2 separate regions of the Homo sapiens genome follow, and region 2 is linked to region 1. A link is a loop called in an ENCODE intact Hi-C map of the cell type or tissue named here. Cell type or tissue: PC-9. All regions are shown on one strand. Each heading gives the region's core, and the rest is flanking DNA. Links, peaks and the distances in the headings are about the cores only. Region 1 overlaps MYO18A (myosin XVIIIA). Region 2 has its middle 27 kb from the start of CRYBA1.

Evidence for each region. Peaks named below come from ENCODE experiments on the same cell type or tissue, not always from the same donor. Only the 100,000 strongest peaks of a DNase experiment are listed, where the experiment ranks them.
Region 2: it touches region 1 in a loop (14-fold over the local background); 22 of 110 quality-filtered maps call a loop at or near these places.

What each region holds. Positions count from the first base shown.
Region 1 is chr17:29,122,720-29,125,625 of GRCh38, reverse strand. All of the region lies in intron 2 of MYO18A (myosin XVIIIA), which reads left to right. Among named protein-coding and RNA genes, the nearest start is that of MYO18A, 56 kb to the left of the region's middle. In PC-9, for the core only: CTCF peaks have their summits at 1,172 and 1,372 (motif pointing left); DNase peaks (open chromatin) are centred at 505 and 1,385; H3K27ac peaks cover 1,172 bases.
Region 2 is chr17:29,218,159-29,221,064 of GRCh38, reverse strand. No RefSeq gene overlaps it. Among named protein-coding and RNA genes, the nearest start is that of CRYBA1, 27 kb to the left of the region's middle. RefSeq lists a silencer at 1,365-1,454. In PC-9, for the core only: CTCF peaks have their summits at 1,273 and 1,487 (motif pointing right); a DNase peak (open chromatin) is centred at 1,484.

The sequences.
Region 1 (2,906 bases), core at 97-2,596:
CCTCGAGGACATGTGTTGGTGTCAGGGCCTGGCGGGTGGTAAGGAAGGTTGCTGTCGCTATTTTTGGTGACCTGGCTCTCTAGACCCAGGTGGGGCCTGATAACTCCTTGCCGATTTCTAACAGGTAACATCCAAGTCCTGGTTGACTTGCCTTCCTCCCCAGAAAGGCTTTTCAGGGCTTTAAGTAACCAGAGAGGTCACGGCTGGCCACAGGGTTTGCCCACAGTGCCTTTGCTCTTGGGCAGCTGTCAAGTGGTCCCCAGGTTGGATCTAGATGGGGTCGGTGTGCCTGGCTGGCAGAGGTGGGAGTGCTATAGGGTACGTCGGGGTTGAGGAAGAGATTCTAGACTGCAAGCTGCTGGGAGCTGTGTTCTATGAGAGGTGCAGGGCGACAGCTCTGAACACAGCCCTTGGCCTAGGGAGTGGCACCCTTGGGCTGTGTTAGAAGGCAAGGAACAGCTCTGTGCTGGTGGCCACAGGGGAGCTAGGCTGAGAAATGCTCTGGAGATAAGGCAAGAGGCTGGCAGGGGGCCCAGGCCTTGGGTGTGGTGAGGTGGCCTGACCTGGTAGACACACAGAAGAGGGAGCCTGATTCAGAATAGACCGGATGGCCAGCCCAGGAGAGACTGCGGCCAGAGGCAGAGTGGCAGACTCCTGCCCGGGCCACCGGGAATGACTTAGAGGAGCATCTCCTCTGAGAGGCCTGATGGTCACTAGTGTCTCTTCACCTTCCTGGCCTCTCCTTGACTGGGTGCAGTTCACCTGCTCAGGCCAGGTCCCAGGTCCTGGCACCAAGCTCCCCCACCTTCACCCCGAGCCTTGGACAACTAGAGAGTGCCGGCCCACTTGACTCAGGAGCACTTGCTGAAGGGGGCGTGCCAGTGGTCTGCTTATCTTCACCCTTCTTCTCTCTCTCTCCTTTGCTTGCTGTCGGTAGCTGGACTCTGAGGCCGCCTCTCATGCCCACAGCCAGGTAGGGTGCTCTCCCCCCACTCAGGAGCCCTCCGCTCCCTCCAGTGACCACCTAGCCCCACTGGCCTGCACCTGGGCTGGCGTCTGTGCTCGGGCCTCCTGCTGGAGTGTAAGGCCTCTTTCCCCTCCAGGCTCCCACCCTGTGTCTGGGAGGACCCCAGCGGGAGGTAGTGCCGGGAGCTTGAGATGGTGCAGCTCTGTGTCAGGCCCCTGGGGAGCATCTAGACCGAGTGTCGCCCTTCAAGTTGGGCCCATGTGGCATGTGGTTCTCAGCCACTGGAGCCCAAGGGGGGCCTGGTTGAGTTCTAGGTGTTTCAACTCTGCTCACTCTGGAGAGAGAAAGCTGGAAAGGCAGAATCTCTGCCCTCTTCCCAGCCCATGCCTGAACGTGAGACATTCTCTGTCTCCACCTCCTGGCCAATGTGAGAAACCCATTTTCAGATGAGCTTTAAGGGAGTTAGTTACAGGCTATGATGTCACCTTATTCATCAGTCCCCAAATACCTGGCCCATAGAAGGTGTCTATTCAACATAAAGGTCTCCCCTGTCTTATGTGATTTGAGAAAAAATATATATATACAACATTGTAATGATTTTTTTTTTTTTTGAGATGGAGTCTCGCTCTGTCGCCCAGGCTGAACTGCAGTGGCGCAATCTCGGCTCACTGCAAGCTCCACCTCCTGGGTTCACGCCATTCTCCTGCCTCAGCCTCCCAAGTAGCTGGGACTACAGGTGCCCGCCACCATGCCCAGCTAATTTTTTGTATTTTTAGTGGAGACAGGGTTTCACTGTGTTAGCCAGGATGGTCTCGATCTCCTGACCTCGTGATCCACCCACCTCAGCCTCCCAAAGTGCTGTGATTACAGGTGTGAGCCACTGCACCTGGCCATGATTTTTATAGTTATAGTTCTTCAAATATAAAGAACTAGCCTTTTTAATGTCCTCACTTAACACACCAAAATGTGGCCAGCCACGTGGTGATCCTCCTATTCAGAGTTATTTCATGGGTCCATGAAACCCGGAGATCTGGGAGCCACTGGTGCAGCCCAGCCCTCCTACTCCAATCTGGGGAAGGGCCGTCCAGCACTGGAGGGATCTGTCTAAAGCCAGAAGCCAACCTGAGAGGAGAGCCCACGTCTCCTTTACTTTCAACTCCAAGAAATGTGACAAAGAACATACTTCTTATGTTTTCTTATCTTTTCCTGATTTCTCACCCAGGGGGTCAGGACCCAGCCAGTGTCCATGCCTGGGCCTCAGGTTTCAGGCTGACTGTGCCTCACAGCTGGGGCCCTCCGAGAGTGTAGGGGCTCGGGCTAACCTGAGGGTGGGTCCATGCCACTGGGGTGCCCATCCCCCACCCGGGGCACGGGATGACCTTGCTGCCATTTCGCCCACACACAACAAGAGGAGCCCGATGGGCCCTGGGTCCCTCGTCTGTTTCCCCAGCTCCCCCAGACACCGTTTCTTCCCAGTTCAAGTGTCCTTCTTAGAGGGTGCCAGGTTTGACAGCCCCACACCGTCAGTACCTATGAATGCTTATGTCTGAGTTGGTGACCTCCTGAGGCCTCTGGGGGCTTCTAGCCCCTTTACACCACTCCTGTGCCCATCTGTATAACGTGTAAGCCTCTCCCTGTGTTTGACAGGGCAGGGCTGCCCCTACCCCCATATCTCTGGCCGCACTGCCTCGTGCCTTTGTATGGCATTAGCGTGTCCACTAGGTCTGTGTGACAGGGGTCTTTGCTGATGGCGGCATGGAGAAGGAGCAGGGAGGCTGATGTGTGCACCTGGGCACTGTCCCCCGGTCCGGGTAGAGCACCCTCTGGAGGGGAGGGCCAGGGCTGAGGCCAGGGCTCTGAGCCCACCTATCATTCTGTACTGCGAAGTCCAGGCGACTCCCCGCTGAGATCTGAGGACATGCCCTCTCCCAGCTTGGCA
Region 2 (2,906 bases), core at 239-2,738, 95 kb before region 1:
ATACCTAAGAATAAATTGCTGGGCCATAAATATGTTCAGTTTTAGCAGACACTATCAAACAATTTTTCAAAGTTGTACTAGCTTGCAATCCCACCAACAGTGTGGAATAGTTTAGATGTCTATGCATCACATATTAGAGGATTCAAAACTGGAGGAAATCTTGTCTCTCAACTACAGTGGATCAAGAGTTTTTTCTTTTTTTTAGATGGGGTCTTGGTCTGTCACCCAGGCAGGAGTGGCTCACTGCTGCCTCCAACTACAGGGCTCAAGTGATCCTCCTGCGACAGCTTCCTGTATAGCTGGGACTACCGGTTCATGACACCATGTCTGGCTAATTTTTTTTTTATTTGGAGAGACAGGGGTCTCACTATGTTGTCTGGGCTAGTCTCCAACTCCTGGCCTCAAGTGATTCTCCCACCTTGGCTTCCCAAAGTGCTGGGATTACAGGAGTGAGCTACTGTGCCTGGCCTCAAGAATTATTCGTGTTCCTTTTTTTTTTTTTTTTGAGACGGAGTTTTGCTCTTGTTGCACAGGCTGGAGCGCAGTGGCGCGATCTCGGCTCACCGCAATGTCCACCTCCCGGGTTCAAGCGATTCTCCTGCCTCAGCCTCCCGAGTAGCTGGGATTGTAGGCGCGCACCACCACGCCCGGCTAATTTTTGTATTTTTAGTAGAGACAGGGTCTCGCCATGTTGGCCAGGCTGGTCTTGAACTCCCAACCTCAGTTGATCCACCCGCCTCGGCCTCCCAAAGTGCTGGGATTACAGGCGTGAGCCACCGCGCCCGGCCCATTTGTGTTCCTTTTTAAGGTGAATGAATTAAGGCTGGTGTTAGAACCCTGGTATATATAGTGTATACTTTATGGTATATAACTACAAAGTATTATATTTCAAAATACCTACAACTTTTTTGAACGTTTATCTTGTGCCAGGCACTAAGAGACCATTTCATCACACAAACCTTTGAGACAGGTGTTGTTATTATTCACATAGTTCAGGTGAAGCAGCTGCAGCTTAGAAAGATGAAATAACTGCTCCCGGGTCCCAGAGCCTGAAGTAACAGAGCTGGAACAGCCTGACTACAAAGCCTTGGAGCCCTGCAAATATACATGCTCCTGTGTTTCCTTCCCGAGGGTGGACTCAGCCTTTTTCAAAAAACTCTTTTTCAGCCTCCTAAAGACCTAAGATCAGAGCTATATGTTGCCAGATACGAATACTTAGACCAGGTGAAATTTGTCCAATTGCAGCTTGAAACTGATGCCTTTGTATCCACGGATGAAAATAGGTGAGCAGTCACCTTGAAAAATTCTGTCCCCAGAAGTCTTCTTTCTCTCCAATGTGCTGTGTATTACAATGGCTCAGTGCTGGCCCATAGTGGCACCTCAGTAATACTGGCTGAACGAAATTCTAGAAAAGTTCACAAATTTGTGCGGTTGACGGGACCCTGCTGGCTGTAGCGCCTAGCCTCTAATTTCTGACCACCAGGGGGCATACGTCCGTTTCCAGAGTACCCTTATTCCCAGCAGACTCCGGAAAGCGGGGTCCCTTGAGGACAGGGAGTCCCAAGGAAGGGAGGGATTGTGCCAGAAAACTCTGAATTGAGAAAAAAGGTACATTCGAACTGGGTTTTTTCAGAGAGTGGTCCGATAGCCACCAAACCATAATCACCTAGGGTGCATGGCTAAAATGCAAATTCCAGCTTGTTCACTTCAGGCCGAGAGAATCAGACTTTCTGAGGGTAGGGTATAGAAATCATATGTTAAGGCCTCCAGGCAATTCCCCCCCACGCTCATGGCTCTTTATTTGGACTACCTGTATTCAGTATTGTGTTAACTGTGTGACCTCAGGCAAGTCAATTAACCTAAGACTCAATATTGTCATATTAGGGGAACATAAAAACCTAACTCTCAGGTATGTTGTGAGTAATAAACGAATCAATCCATCTAGAGAGCTTAGAATGAAGCCCGGAAGGAAGCATATTAGCTCTTATACCTCTTAAGATATTATTATTATTATTATTATTATTATTATTATTATTATTATTTGGGACGGAGTCTTGCTCTGTCACCCAGGCTGGAGTGCAGTGGCACGATCTCGGCTCACTGCAAGCTCTGCCTCCCGGGTTCACGCCATTCTCCTGCCTCAGCCTCCCGAGTAGCTGGTACTACAGGCACCTGCCACCATGCCCGGCTAATTTTTTGTATTTTTAGTAGAGACGGGGTTTCACCATGTTAGCCAGGATGGTCTCGATCTCCTGACCTCATGATCTGCCCGCTTCGGCCTCCCAAAGTGCTGGGATTACAAGCGTGAGCCACCGCACCTGGCCTAATTTTTAATTTTTTTTGTAGAGATGGGGGTTCTTGTTATGCTGTCCAGGCTGGTCTTGAACCGCTGGGCTCAAATGATCCTCCTGCCTCAGCCTCCCAAAGTGTTGGGATTACAGGTGTAAGCCACCATGCGTGGCCAGCCTGGGCCTCAGTTTCTGCACATGTAAAATGAGGGAGTGGGACTAATTGGTCTGTGAGATCCCTTCCAGTGCTAATGTTTTATAAAAACTTCACAGGGGCCAGGTGCAGTGGCTCACACCTGTAATCCCCAGCACTTGTAGGAGGCAAAGTTGGGAAGATTGCTTGAGCTCAGGAGTTTGAGACCAACCTGGGCAACACAGCAAGATCCTGTCCCTACAAAAAATGTAAAAAATTAGGTGGGCATGGTGGCGGACATCTGTGGTTCCAGCTACGAGGGAGGCTAAGGCGGGAGGATCGCTTGAGCTTGGGAAGTCGAGGTTGCAGTGAGCCATGATTGCACCACTGCACTCCCACCTGGGCAACAGAGCAAGACCCTGTATCAGAAAACAAACAAATGGCTGAGCATGGTGGCTCATGCCTATAATCCCAGCACTTTTGGG